Regions from separate parts of the Mus musculus genome. Here region 1 is linked to region 2. Evidence: chromatin loops called from intact Hi-C (ENCODE). Cell type or tissue: left cerebral cortex. All regions are shown on one strand.

Evidence for each region. Peaks named below come from ENCODE experiments on the same cell type or tissue, not always from the same donor. Only the 100,000 strongest peaks of a DNase experiment are listed, where the experiment ranks them.
Region 1: it touches region 2 in a loop (4-fold over the local background); 2 of 42 quality-filtered maps call a loop at or near these places.

Annotation. Positions count from the first base shown.
Region 1 is chr10:15,295,563-15,303,562 of GRCm38, forward strand. No RefSeq gene overlaps it. Among named protein-coding and RNA genes, the nearest start is that of Gm23892, 310 kb to the left of the region's middle. In left cerebral cortex, a CTCF peak has its summit at 4,695 (motif pointing right); DNase peaks (open chromatin) are centred at 4,753, 5,311, 6,008 and 6,170; H3K4me3 peaks cover 1,142 bases; H3K27ac peaks cover 748 bases.
Region 2 is chr10:15,801,215-15,809,214 of GRCm38, forward strand. It overlaps C330004P14Rik (RIKEN cDNA C330004P14 gene), which reads left to right. Exons shown (of 3, transcript NR_131087.1): 2 at 202-378; 3 at 5,657-5,851. Among named protein-coding and RNA genes, the nearest start is that of C330004P14Rik, 13 kb to the left of the region's middle. In left cerebral cortex, no CTCF peak of the experiment used is centred here; DNase peaks (open chromatin) are centred at 4,762 and 6,265.

The DNA.
Region 1 (8,000 bases), 510 kb before region 2:
AAAAACCTAGATAAACTTTAATATGTTAATAATGGCTTCCTCAGTGTCTAAGCTCACACCTGGGATAGAGAGATTGGCTGTTCTACCAGCTGGCCTGAGGTCTATTCCCAGAACTCACTTGACAGATCACAACCATCTATAACTCTAGTTCCAGGGATCTGATGCATGCTTCTGGCCACCCTTATTCACCTGATGTGTGTGATGCACAGAGATACGTGCCACCACATTACCATACACACAAAATAAATAATATAATTAAAACACATACACAGGTAAAGCCTAAATTACTTAGTAATGAAAAGCCAAGTCAAGGGATGCTGTGTTTGCCCTCATCTGCATGACATTATTTGTTTGATTTCCAGGATTTAGAGACCATACTTTTTCCACCTAAAACTATTTGTGTTTGTTTCTCTTGTTCTGTTTCCTTTTTTATACACTCTCTACTGCTCCCAATTTCCAGAAAAAGACGTTTCTGATCAATCTATCAAACTCTTCAAGGTTTCTACTTCCGCTAGCTTCCTGTCACATTCTAGTGAATATGTGAAACAGGACACATTGTGACTTTCATGAAACTTACATACTGTTGTCTCTGGGTTTCCTTCTGCCACAAAAATATTGATAGACGCTATCATGATTGTGTTGGGTTAGAATCAAATATATTACTTGCATAAATTTAAGCATTTGATATAAGACTTTATTTTATCTTTGAATTTCAAAGAAATTAAAAGTTTCATGTAGTTTAAAAATTATTGTGTGCTTTGGGCATTCTGCCTTCTGAGTCGGACAGGTCGTCTGACTTGGAAACCCTATTAGGGCTCCCCATAGGCTTTAAACTCCTTTCCCACTGAGCCTCTCACTCATTATGCCTTAGCTCCTGCTAGACTTTACAAACCTATGTTACATCCAGCGAAAGAGGCTTTGGAACAAAGATATCCTCTGTGTTTCTCTCTTCCCATAGACATCCCTGAGCTTGCTCTCTTATCTCATTGCCTTTCTGATGACTGTATGTTGTAGTATGGAATTTATCTGGATGGATCCAAAGTTTCTACCCCACCTTTGACCATCTAGTTCCTGGATAAAAACACACACACAACTTATAGTTTTACAATAAGCCTTAATTATTACTAGAGCTGGGCAGATATCTTCCCTCTATGTATTTAGAATCCACTTTCATATCAATAAACCCCAGTTATTACTATGTTTCATCTGGGCTGCAGTTAACTACAATTGGCTAGCCCTCAGGGCCATGCTTGCTCAATTCCTAATCCATGGCATCTTCCCTCCCTCCTCCTCTTCCTCTTCCTCCTCCTCCTTCCCCTCCTCCTCCTTCCCCTCGCCCTCTTCCTTCTTTTCTCCCTTCTTCTCTTTTATCTTCTACCTTTCCCTCTAGTTCTCCTCTGACTCCCAAGCCCAGAAACCTTAAACCTCACCATGTCTTTACTGTCCAGCTATTCGGTGTCAGTATCCTTATTTACTAATGAAAATTAACTTGGGGGCAAAGTCACACAGCGTCTACTTGCAGACCCTCTTGTCTCTGGGGCAACCAGTCTTGAGGTACCAATATTAGCTTTAGAATGCAAGCAGCACCAGGCCAACCCATTACAACTTTACATAACAGTTATCCTATGTGACCAGTGTCTCTACCAATGTCCCAAATCCCTAGTCTTTCAGAATTATTCTTCTATTGTAAATTTTGTGAGTTCAATAATTTAGAGTTCGCATATGAGCAGGGCAGAAGGAATTTGCTTAGGAGTTTTGTGATCCAGTAGAACAATACAAGTAACGATAATGAATGATAGTATGTAACAATTAAAAAGGATTTTGAATATATTTACCATAAAGAAATGGTACTACTGGATTGAGGAAGTGGAAGAGAAGGAGGAAGTGTTAGAAGGAAGGGGAAGGGAGGTGGAGGAGGGAGCTCCAGAAAGGCAAAGTGTTTGTGAAAATACCATAGATACAGATACTAGTTTGTATACTAATATTTTAAAAAAGAGAAATATCAGTGTTTAAGGTGTGGAATATATTTATGACTCTGATTTTCCTGTCTAATTATTACATGAATCAAAATGTCATATTCTTGCTCATAAATATCTCCTTATATTAAACATAGATTTTCTACTTTCTTCTAAATACTGGTTTGAAATAGCTTCATAGCTTATATTAGTTTCTTGAAAAATATTATGACTACAATAAGCTATCAGTGTTGGAAAGCCAGGGATGATGTATTCAGTAGTATTCACCTCCTCTTGTGGGCTCACTACACTCTTACGTAGACCCCTTCTTCAATTCACAGAAAATCAGGGATGCTCTAAGGTCATAGGAAATTACTCTGATTTCTTTAATTTCCTTACTAGAAACAAAACTTTCCTTCTTCCTGTTCAAACCACAGAGAAGTAATGGGAGAGTAAAATAGATTAATTCCCTATATGTCAAACAACCACAGGACCATACTTCACTGTTCTCATAAAGACTGTTTTGGAAGAACCAGCTACAACATTCCAGGACTTCATTTATGACACTTTATTCTAGAAGAGTAAAACAGTAAATGGCCAAAATTATTCTAGAGGTAACATGTTACCATTACAGTTAGACCCCAGCGAGTTGTGCTAGGACTTTACAGCATTTCTGATACGTTCAGCAAAACTTAATCTCTTCTGTTTTGCCATAAAATTGTGTGCCTCAATTATAACACTTTTTTTGATTTTTAAATTTTATTTTAATTAGGTATTTTCTTCATTTACATTTCCAATGCTATCCCAAAAGTCCCCCATACCCTCCCCCCCCCCCCCACTCCCACTTCTTGGCCCTGGCATTCCCCTGTACTGAGGCATATAAAGTTTGCAAGACCGATAAGAGCAAATACACTATGTGAGTTTGAACAAAATTTACTTTGGAGATGAGAAACCTGGGAAGCAAAAGGATTGAATTAGATGTAATAATCCAAACCAGTCTGGGTGTGGGAATGGCATCTGTAAGGAGACATGAGTTCTGCTGCACAAACTTGGAAGGTTTTGAGTTCGACTTCATGCACCAGACAACAGTGGAAGAGATGAATCTGTCTAAGTTGGATGCACCGTGGAAGTAGGTTGACCTAACTAGTGAAATCACCTGGGTCAAAAATAGAGAGGGTCTGCACGAAGATATAGAAGACGTGAAGATGGGTTGTGTTTTCCAGACTGAAGTACACACTCATTCTTTCTTACTTCAGGTGACATGTTGGTGAGAGCTGACAAAGGTCACATTGAGTCGAGGTACGTTGGCTTTCTCCTTTGCAGTCATGAAAGCCAGGTGCTTAGTGGAGAGGCTCTAACTTTACTCGCTAAGTAATGATGAATAAGTAATCACATTGTTTAGAATATAACAAGTTATTTTATTTGTAAAGGTTTTACTTTTATTCATATATGTATGTATATGTATATGATTATGTATGTAGGTGCCTGTGGAGACCAGAAGAAGCCTCCTGGAGCTGAAATTACAGAGTCAGTAAATAGCAGCCTTCTATAGCTTCTAGGAACAGAACTCCAGACCTCTAGAAGAGCAGCAGGTGCTCTTAACTGTGAGACCATCTCTCTAGTCCCATAGTGTGAGTTTTTGTGAAACATTTATATCAAACATTTAATCATACTTACTTTATAGGTATAAGCAGGGTCTAAATAGGTTCTCGTTAAACAGTAGGGATTTAAGGAGTTCTTATGAATAATTGAATAATAATGAAACATTTCCCCCCATTTTTAGATGTAATATTATACTAATCCATAGATTTGACATTAAAAAGGTCATAATACATTAAACCACTGCAAGTGAACATATCACACTGAAAACTTTATTGAAATGATTGTTTGTGATTCTTATTGTTCACATCCTGATCCCTGTATTAACTGCCCTCTGCACCCAGACATTTCCTTTGTTTTATGCATGGGAAGGAAGGCCAGGCTGAGCAGCACATATCTGCCTTAATGGACAGAGGAGGAGCCTGCCTACCCTGGTGCCTGGGCACATGAGTGCCTTTTTATCCCCTTTCCTCCTCGGGTCTTAATTAGCATCGGTGATTCAGGCTGGCTACATTTTTCATCCAAGTTTTTCTTTCAAGTTACGAATCAATAACTCGTTAATGAAGCCAGAAGAGAGAGAGAGAGAGAGAGAGAGAGAGAGAGAGAGAGAGAGAGAGAGAACACGAAGCATTCTTAAACGTCTACTACCACTCCCAGAAGCAAACCAACAAGCCTGGAGCTTCAGAGAAATCATTCAGCTAGCAAAACTGTGTGGTTGCTGGGAGGGAGGGTAATTGATTTAGTGAGGAGGATTGTAAGACCTTTAAGTATTCAGTTCAACACATAGTATATCAAATGTTGCTTTCAGTAGTATTAATATTTGCATTATGATTTTCAATTTCATCTTCATGAAATGTCATATAATACAGTCTTAATAAAATGCTTCTAAAGCTACCGTACATCGGAGGAGGCATTAATTCAACTTTCTCTAGATGAAGTTGTTTAGAAAAACATTACGCCTTAGACCTTCCGAAGAAGCTGAGTGGTGGTGGGGGGTGGGGAGGAGGCTGATCGTTAGCATTCATGCAGATACCAGAGAAGGTCATTTGCACTTCTGTGCCAGACCTTTCAAAAATAAAGTAAAAAAAAAAAAAAAAGGTCAGGTCTCAGCTCACAGTTCAGAGAACTGACCACTAGGTGGCAGAAGCGCTCCTTCTGCTAACTCAGCCTCTCCTGGTGTGGGCTGTAATTAGGTCAGTGTAAGTTAAAGTAGGGCTGAGAGATGAATAAAGTAGATTTTCTCCTCTAGAACACACTGCAGTTTAATTTCACTTCTTTCTACAGTGTGCGATGAAGGTGGACTTAACTTTTAAAGGCAAAGAGACAAACCACTGCCAGGATAAATGAGAAGACGCAGAGGGGGCAACTGGCACCACACAGGAGAGGAAATGCTTTCTGGCTGGTTCCTAATTTTCATATCCGGGTTATCGTCAGAAATCATTTTCAGAGGTAAGGTAATGAATGCTTTATGTAAGGAAGAGGTGACTTCTGAAGCCCAAAGGGGTGGGCTTGCTGGTGTTCAAAAATCCATTCCCTTTATTGATGATCCGTGCAATAAAGCTATTTTCTTTGATGATGTTTCATTTATTTATTTATTTATTTATTTATTTATTTATTTATTTATTTATCTAATTTTGTCAGCAGCCAGAAACATGTTAATCTGAGGAAAAGCTCCACACCCCCACACAGACTTCCCTTTCCTGGCGAGTGTGCCAAGGAGGAAGAGCTGCTGAAGGTGAAAGTTGAAACCTCCTGCTCTTGTCTTGGTGGCTCTGGGGAGGACAGAAAGACCTCAGCACATGAATCTAGCTCTAGCATTAAAACTGCAGCAGGCCACCATGGAGTGGTGTCCCCCAAAAGCATCTGGCTGCTGTGTTCACTTACATGAGGAACAGCAGAAAATGTGAACAATCACAGGGAAAATGTATCCTTTACCCAGCCCCAGCCGTTGACCATAGCATTGAATGTGTGCAAGGTCGGCTTCTGTTCTTTGTTTTTGCCTTTAAGAAAATAGGGGAAAATAGGGTTTAAGTTAGACATACGCTAGGTAGAAATGTTTCCTGATTCTAGATTCTCTATAGTTTGAGAGTATCTAGCTGAATGCAGTGTTGTTCCTTTAGATTACAGATTGTGTCACAGGTAGTTCCAAACTCAAAGACAGAGGAAGGGCAGTTGGTGACATAATTAAAAAAAAAAAAAAAAAAGAAAAGAAAAAAGTAAAGAAAAGGCACACACTGTATAATGGTCAATGAGAAGATGAGGTGAGCACAAAGCTGTGTCTCTGACAAACTGAGATTCCCCAGATAATTTCTGGGTTTTCAGATATGATTCTAAGATAATTCCCCAGCATTGCCCAGTTGTTAGTGTCGGTGCTACCCCCAAATTTCTTCTGCCTATTTGTCAGTACCTCATGCCTGTACACGCTGCTATCTGTACTGCATGTGAGATGATGCCTGAATCTGTGTGCTGTTCTGTGTTCATAGATTTGTCTCCAGAATCACAGACAGTCACATTAAATCTATATTCAATATGTTATATGACTGAATTCTCTGTTCTGTAAATGATGTCCTCTGCATGGCTCAATATTATAAAAAGGAAAAAAATGAAAGGGGACTGATGGAGAGTCGAGTAAGAAGCAAGTGATGAACAGATCTAAGAGAAGCATCTTGAAGTGTGGTTTTAAGGTGGAATCAGAAAACTGTAGTTTCCTTTTCCAATTGATTATTCCAACAGCTCCATTTGCTGATAGATATGAGGTAGATAGGAGACAAACAGATGTTCTGCTATTGAAGAGAGTAGGGGCAGAAAACAGTCAACAAATTATAATTTACAAAGACACTGGGCTGATGCTTGATCACATATCTCAGTGATCAGGTACAATCTTATCCTGAAATATCATTGCCAGCTAATCAGAGTTGTGGACAGAGTGGCAGATAACCAAAGAGTAAAAATAGTTACATAGACAAGGTGAACTAAGGAGAAGACATTTCATTAAAAACTATTATTTCTTTGTGAAAATGTATCATCTCTACATTTTCATTTTTTTTTTTTTGTTTTACAATGTAATGTCAAGTTGGATTTTAGAAAAGAAAACATGTTGATCAGTGAGAAGTGAATACTGTCTTCAGTGCTTTTAAAGCTCTGAGCACATTTTAAACAAGTCTGTGATGCAGAGCTAGAAACAGCATAGGCTGTCATTTTGGATGTAGGATACACAAGACTTATTGACTTTTTAAGTGGGTTCAGGGATGTTTTGATGGTCTCCCGGTCTCCTAGCATCTTCTCTCTCTTTTTTTCTATTATCTTATAATATGGAGACTTTGTTCTTATTTCCCTCATGTTCCATTTTTATGCACAGGTCACATGAATTCTATTGTTGCTTATAACTGTAGCTTGCTCCTTAAGGATCCCGAATTGCATTATATTGAGTGATTCTTGCTGCACACTATTTATTCCGTTTTTGAACTCATTTCAATTTGCTAAGAGTAATAGCAGGGATGTTGTGAGCATACTTTATAAGTGTTCTTTCTAAATTTTGTATATATTCACGTACAAAAATATCCTGAAGGGCATACTGAATAACATGTACGCTTTATGTTTTGATACATGAAAGCATGAATTGAGTACATAGGCTAACATTTTTAATAGTGTTGCATAAATATCCCAATTGCTCTCTGGCCTTGTCATCCTTTAATAATTCTACCTTTTCCACTTTTAACCATTCTGTTTTCTCTCCTTTTTATAGAAATATGAACAGACCATTTAGATTCTCAGATAATACAAATGGTAAACCCAGTTAGTTACTGCAAAATAGCTTACCTGTTTCCTTTTAAAGAACTGGTCAGTTTTGTTTTGTCTTAATTTTTATGATGACCCTCTGGCTACAAGAGTATAATAAATTTTATGTTAAAAATTATAAAAATGAAATTGTCAAAGGACAGGCATGGTCTTGTATTCTAGTTTGATTTCCTATTGGTTTGAAAAGGTATTCTAACTAAAATCAACTTGAGGAAGGGATTAATTTATTTCATTCATACTTTCAGGCCAAAAGCTATCGTCAAGTGAACACCGAGCAAGAATTCAGAACAATAACTTATGTGGAGGTGATCTAAAAATGCGGCTCACTGGTTTGATCATTGACTTATGGTCAGCTAGTTTGCATCTATAGACCTGTCCTCCCTGCTAGGAAATAGTGCCACTCACAATGGAATGGACCCTCCCACATTAGTCATCACTCAATGCAGTCTCTCATGAGCATGGCCACAGACACATCAGGTCTGGTAACCTCTCACTGAGAGTCTTTTAGATGCCTCTAGGGTGTGCCAATTTAGCAGCTGAAGTGAACTAGGACTCTTCACAATATTTTGCTATATGAACATCAAATTAATGGCCATCATTGGGAAGAGATGCCCCTTGGTCTTGCAAACTTTATATGCCCCAGTACAG
Region 2 (8,000 bases):
AGAGAGAGAGAGAGATTTAATTTATGGTGCCATAGCTACCAGAAATTGGAGGAAGCCAATGTCCTACTGAGAAAAAATGTGCAAAAATTCTATCAATTTTTTTCCAATTTTCTTTGAGACACTGTGTGAATACTTGGATCACAAAATTAAGGATACTATACCTAGGCAGTAAGTTGCTGAAGGAAGAATGTATTTTCTCAGTTTCAGGAGACTCCGGGATATCCCAAGAAGAACACAACAGCAATATAGTACATGGAGCAAGGAGATAAAGTCTTCATGAGCAGCTCGGAATTCTATAAGGGATCTTTGAAGAGCTACACTGAAGGGCAGAGTACACAAAGTGTAACTGGGCCTCACCAAACTCAGATGAATTTTCAGGTACTTAACCCAGTGCCTTGAATGAAAATTATAGAGTTTTTAGGGATGGAAGGGAAATGGGAATTCATAAAATGATAACAATATCATACACAACCTTTTAAGTCAATGTTATTATAATATTGACTAAAAATGAGATGCATCCCAGAACTGATTTGTGAATTAAAATTAAAATGTTTAGTTATAAATCTTACTGTAAGTCTGTATAAATCAATAGCACCAATACAACCATTAGAAAAGCTAGCAAATCCCATCTGAGAGGTAAAATCTAAAATATCTGGCAGAGACTATACAAATAAGAAAGTTCATCAATAACAAAGATTTATGAGAAGTCTTAACAAGAAAAAATAACTTACAGAAACAGGCATGGTGAGCAAAAATGTTATGAATCCGATTCCAAGGCAGAAACATAAAAAAAAAAATTATTAAGAAAATCTCAACAAAACTAAGGGTTCAATATTAACATTATTCATCAACAAGAAACAGGGTATTTTATAATTTTACATGTCTTTTTTAGAGATTACTGTTACCCAAGTAATTGTTAGAGAACATTCTAAACAATTAATAGTTTCAATGATGGAGTCATGCTGAATAAAATACCAGAATTAATAGAGAAAGAACAGATGCTTCTCTGAAAAATCTGAAAAGCATTTCAGAGACAAAGAAAATTGAAGACAGTATTTTAAGCCATGGAAAGTCAGCCTTGAAAACTGAGTATGAACCTTTTCGTTACAAAACAGTTTGCTGATAAAGAGAAATCACATGTGCTTTAACTTAGAGTTCATGAAATAGAAGTGATAGATGAGACATAGACAAATCATAAATAAATAAAAGAAAGAGATGGAAGAATTTAATACAATGGTTAGAGGGAACACAACACTAAAAAGTAAGTCCATTCAGAGCCAAAGGAGTTCCTCTTGTGGTCAGGATACTGTTTGTAAATTTGAGCTTTGCTGAGTAGAAAGCTGGTTCATCAGATGTTTAGTATTGAGGTGGTAGAACATTTCAGAGATCTAAGGTAGTGAGAGCAATTCAGGTCATAGAGTACACTTCCGCCAATGGATAATGTACTTCCTGTAAGAGCCTTGATTGAGTTAGACTTCATTAGATCAATATTGTACACTGAAGAAGCCCTACTTCCTGCTGTTACTTCCTGAGTTAGGATGGAATCTTTTCCTCTCACACATTTGCCACTCATTTGGTGCTATTGTGAGATATTTATCAGAATCATCTTGAGACTTGTACTATACTCTTGAACTTTAAAACTGAGATAAACCATCTACTTTTAATATATTATTCCTATCAATTCTTTCAGAATTACATGTATACCTTGTATTTTGATACTATCCATCCATCATTCCTCCAGTAACTTCTTCCAGATACACACCCATATCCAACACACTCCTGTTTTTAATATAAATAAATAAAAGATAATTCATCTCAGGATTATAGTTACTAAAATAAATACAGTAAGTTCTTCAAGAAGAATGATATTTTCATTGGATAAAATCAGACATGTAGAAGACATCAAGGATGGGTGAATGGGGATCAAGGTCTGGGAACTTGGAGAACAGAAGAAAAGAGTTTTAAAGGGGTCAAGACATTAAGATTTAAGACATCAAGGTAGGGCATGACTGGGAATCAATTTCAGATGAAATAACATATTCTGTTGGGTTTAGGATGAAGAATAGTGTCTTGCTCAGTGTTCTTTGACTGTGAAGAGACACCATGACAGGTTGAATCTTATAAAACAGTACATTTTCTTGCAACTTACATACACTTTCAGAGATTGTGTCCATTTTTAGTATTGTAGGGTTCATGGTGTCATGGAGACAGACATGGTACTAGAAAAGTAGCTGAGAGTTGTACATCTAAATCCATAGACAGCAGAGGGAGAGCCACTGACCATGGTTTGGGCTTCTGAAATCCCAAAGCCTATCTTCAGGGAATCCTTTCCTCCAATGCCAGACCTACTTCAACAAAGCCATACCTCCTAATTTCACTTAAGTAGGGCTGTATGATTAATCATCCAAATATAAGAACCAATGGGGGCCATTCTTATTTAACCACCATAAATGATGCCTAGTTAATTAACAGCTTTTATATATGAGTTTTTCATGTATACATCACCAAGTCTGCACATACACAGCAATGCGCCGTAGTCTTTAGACTCGTTACATTAGTTGTGTTTCTAATTCTTGTGATCAAATATCAAACAAAAACAACTTAGGGAAGGAAGAGTTTATTTTGGCTTCCAATTTAAGGGTGTAGTCTATATGATAGGAAAGTCCTGATGGTAAGGGAGGAAGCTTGAGAACAAGAAAGGGCAATAAATTCTCATGTCAGCTTACTTTACTTACTTTACTCCTTACAAAGTTAAGGAATCTATTCCATAGTCTGATGCTACCTATTTACAGGATGAGCCTCCCCACCTCAGTTAACTTTGTCTAGATTGGTGGTTTTCAACCTGGGAGTAATGATATCTTTGGGGGCTACGTATTAGATATCCTGCATATTAGCTATTTATATCATGTTTCATAACAGTGACAGAATTTCAGCTATTATGTAGCAACAAAATAATTTTATGGTTGGGGTCACCATAGCATGAGGAACTATATTAAAGGGTCACAGCATTAGGAAGGTTGAGAACCACTGTTCTAGATATTCCATCATGTGCTGCTAAGAGGCTTTTCTTCTGGATTACTTTATAACCCAACAAGTTGAAAATCAGTGTTAACCACTATGCAGTCATTCACAATCGCCTCCATGCTGTGACATTTTAATACAGTTCCTCTTGTGATGGTGACACCCAACCATAAAACTATTTTCATTGCTAACTCATAACTGTAATTTTCCTACTGTTATGAACCGCGATACAAATATCTGTGCTTTCTGATGGTCTTAGGTGACCCCTGTAAAAGGGTCTTTCAACCTGCAAATGGGTTGCAACTTACAAATTGATAAAATGTGTGTAGGATGTTAAATTTGCTTAACTGCCATGAAATCTTTTTTCTTACTGTCATCATAATTATGATCTATCACATTTTTATAATTATCTTTTTGTGTTTAATCTTATGACGTTGTACATTTGTTACATTAAAAATTCTATTAAAAGTTGTGAACACTTTCAAAATAACCAACAACAGTTTTGACGAAGTTAATGCCTGTAGCATATTTTGAAACAAATAGACGAGATGAACAGGTATACAATTTAAATATACATTATAAATAGTGTATGGGCTATTAGAGAGAGAATCTTTCATGACATTTAAGAGTAAGAAGATATAACAAGCAAAAGTAAAGATTAAGTAAAAATAACCTTGAAAATTCTTCTTTTAAAAAAATGTTATGTCAGCTTTATTTATATAACAGTCACAAGCTAGAGATAATGATTTGTTAGACAAACCATTATACACCTTGGATGGGCCTCACTGGTACATGTGACAATGTGAATAAACATTTAGGAAATTATGCTAGGTGAGAAAGCCGCCCATCCTGAGGGCTGTACAGTATATTCTTTATTTTATATATAAAAGTTTTGAAAAATTCCACTTTAGAACTAGAGCATAGACTTGTGATTACAGGAGATGGAGCTCTAAGAAGCTGTGAGTTACCAAGGGATCCTTCAGTCAGTGATTTTTTTTTCAGTATCTTGAATGACAGGTGATATTTCCATGAACTATAAATATAATAAAATTATATGTAATGTATACATCTAAATGTGTACACGTAGGAACTTGAAATCTAAATAAGGTTAGCTTGTGTCAACCTCATAAAGTATCTGACTTTTGTCACTCTAGTTTTGTAAGCTTTTACTAATTGGAACTTGGTAATGGGACATGGCACCCGTGGTTTGTTTGTTATATTTTTTTTGTTTTTCAATTTGTTTATTTTTCTCTTATATAGTATATCCCAACAGCAGTTCCCCCTTCTTCTCTCCCAAGTCCCCAACCCCTGCAGTTTAATCCTCCTATATTTTCTTCAGAAATGGGCATACATCCCAGAAATGTAAACCAAATATGGCCGGCATATCAAGTTTCAATAAAACTAGGAACCTCCTCTCATGTTAAGCCTGGACAAGGAGACTCACTGGGAAGTAAAACATCCCAAGGACAGACACGCATCAGAGACAGCCCTACTGCCTGTTTTATGGATTCCACAAGAATACAAGCTATACAAACATAGCATATTTGCATAGGGTCTAAGAAAGACTCATGCAGGATTCCCTTATTGTTGATACAGTCTCTTTGAGACCTTATAGGACCAGATTAGTTGATTCTGTGGGTTTCCTTGTGGCATCTTTATCCCTTCTTGCTTCTATAATCCATCTTCCCCATCTTCAGTAAGATTCTCCTGATGTATGGTTGTGGGTCTGTGCATCTGTTTTCACATGTTGCTGAATGAATCATCTCAGATGCTGATTATGCCAGGCTCTGTGTCTCGGAGTATAGCAGAATATCATTATGTATAATTCCACTGACTTGTCTACGAGTATAGAAGAATATCCTAAAGAATTATTACATTGACTGCCTTCCTTCCTTCCTTCCTTCCTTCCTTCCTTCCTTCCTTCCTTCCTTCCTTCCTTCCTTCCTTCCTTCTTTTCTCTCTGTCTGTCTCTCTGTCTGTCTGACTGTCTGTCTGTCTCTCTCTCTCTCTCTTCCTTTCCTCCTTTCTTCCCTTCTTTCTTTCCCCTTGCTGGTCATGTTTTATTCTATTCTAAAGGCTATTCAGCCTCTGATTTGTCCCTCCAGGCAGTGTCAGTCTGAAGCTGGACCTATCATTGGGTGTCCATTTCCCCAACTTCTGTGCCATCTTTACCACTGAACATTTTGCAGGCAGAATAAATTGTAAGTTGAAAGTCTTGAGACTGGGTTGATGTCCTAGCCCCTCCACTGAAAATTACGCTTGACTAAGGGCAATGGTTAGTTCAGTCTCTGCCTCCCCCCTTACTAAGGGTCTTAGCTAGGGTCACTCTCATAGATTCATTGTATTGATGTTTCCTTATCCCCAAATATCCCCTAATTTCTGTTATCTCATCCAGTATTCTCTCCCTCCATCCTCCCTTCACCTGGAAACTTATTCTTATATGTACTAGATCAACACTTTGTCTTCCATAATCCCTAGAATGAGAATTTCCACAATATTATCATTATTACTGTTAACAACAAAATGGATCTATTGAGATATTCAACTCAAACTGACTTGAGGTGATAGAATTACTATTGATACTAAACCATTTCACATTCCTGATAATGCTTTCTTTTATATCTTTCTTCTTCAGGTACCTGAGAGATGGAAAGTGATACATGACTGACTCTTACTCTTACCTCATTGTCCTTCTCAAATTGAATTTACTTTATATAAATGTATTTCCTTCTTTTTAAAATTTTTCTAATAAAATATAGTACAAGTACCTTGTAATCAGCTGACTTTTAATAAAATAATATAGTAATAATAAAACAATGATATCTGAAATAGGACTAAAGATCAAGTATTTATTTATTTTGGGATTCAGAAGATATTAAGGCAAACATGGAAGACACAGACTTCCAATGATCACTAAACTTCTGCAGTTATACACTTTCCTAGTAGCATCAAGTACCGTAGTTGGCTTCTAGGTGTTCCCTTGCTATTCTTTAGTCACAGGAGGAAAAAGAAGAGACAGAATTCCTCAGAATAGTAGGTTTCGAATTAGAGTATCAGAACTATTTCCTTGTCTGGAAACTACTACAAAGACAATGCAAGATTTTCTTTTTCATTTTTATTTTTGGCGTACATAGGAGTGAAACTCAAGAACTCATCCTTGCTAGGAAAATGCTCTACCAGCTTAGTTACATCCCCACCCCTCAAGTGTCCAGATGGACGTGATAAGAATAAGACAGAAGCATTATACATGTAAAACATGCACTCTGTCACCTCTCCCACCCACTGGGAAGTACTAAAAATGTAATGAGTGGTTTAGAAATTTCTACAGTGAATTTATATTTCTGTAAATCTTAGAGTTAACTATGGAAGCATGAGCTATATAAAATTTTCTATTTCTATTCTGCTTTTGGCCCACTTTCTGAGTTCCCTAATTTGAACATACTATTCTCATTTTTTTCTCTTACTCAAACTCAGTGTTATAACTTTTTAGTAATAACCTTAATTTAGATAGTTGACCAAAAGCTAAGCATGCTGCATGAGATATAAGTAATTCAAAATGCGTTCCTCCTGGATAAAAATCAAACAGATACTAGATACAAGGCTATACCAAGATGCACGCTCTTGTTCTATTTTATCCATTGGTTCTTTAAGAGTTTTTAATTTTGTGAAACATATTTTGACCATATAAATCCCCCCAACTCTTACCAGATCCACCCTCACTTCTTTCTCTACCCTACTTTACAAAACCAAACATACTCTAAAACCCTAAAGACCAATTTGTGCTACCTTAAATATTTTTGATATGTGGTCTTACATTGGAGTATGGTCTGTTTTCTAGGGCTACACTGTTAGGAAAAGCTGACCCTCTCATTTCTGAACAACATTTGACAATTATTTCATGGCTAGGGGTAGAATTATATACCTGTTGTGGCTTGTGTTTCTACGGGTATTGCCCATACTGTCCCAACTACTGTGAATCCATGTTGTAGCTGCCCTGTAATGACTGGAGAATGTCTCCTTGTAGTCATCTTTTGGAAAGCTAAACCCCTGTTCTGCAATGATTAATGAGCATTAAAGGATGATAGTTTATTTGTTTCCTTAGATCTGAGAATTCTTCAGTCTGTTATTCTCGTCAGCATGGCCATCTCTGTGTTAAACACTATCTACCAAAAAATAAACAATAAAAAATAAAATAAAAATCTCAGATCAGAGTCAAGAGAGGCACTGATTATGAGTATAACGATAAGTCATTAGGAACTGATTTAACATTATATTCATTAAGCAGCACAATAGTGTTTAGTTTTTTCTAGGGCTTTGGAGTCATAAGGTTTGGGCTGATAATGGTGACATTTAGGTGTTTAATCTTGTGAAGCCACAATCAGAAAGTTGTTGGTTATTCCCAGTGATGTTCTTGCCACTACTGCAGTAGTGAGCTTAGCTTGCCAGACCCATCATTGTTTATCTTATAAGAATTGACCACTGTGTATGACTGTTGATTGCTTTTCTGCTTTGGAAGCAGGCAAAACACTTTGTAGCATTATGAAAGCTTCCTAGTAGGAATGAAGTTAGAACTTTGTGGGTTAAATATCATAGAAAAGCTCTATATAGGAATAACAATACATTTCCCTTTATTTATACTCAGAAATACTCAAACTTTTGCTAATGATTATAAATACTATTTGTGTTGTTTTGAATAGTTGTTCATTTGAGACAGGCTCTCTCTATGTAAACTAAACTAGTCACAAACTCATGACAGACAAGTAGATCAATGGAATAGAATTGAAGATCCAGAAATAAACCCACATACCTATGGTCACTTGGTCTTTGACAAAAGAATTAAAACCATCCACTGAAAAAAGACAGCATTTTCAACAAATGGTCCTGGCTCAACTGGTGGTTATCATGTAGAAGAATGTGAATTGATTCTTATCTCCTTGTACAAAGATCGATTCTAAGTGGACCAATGGCCTCCACATAAA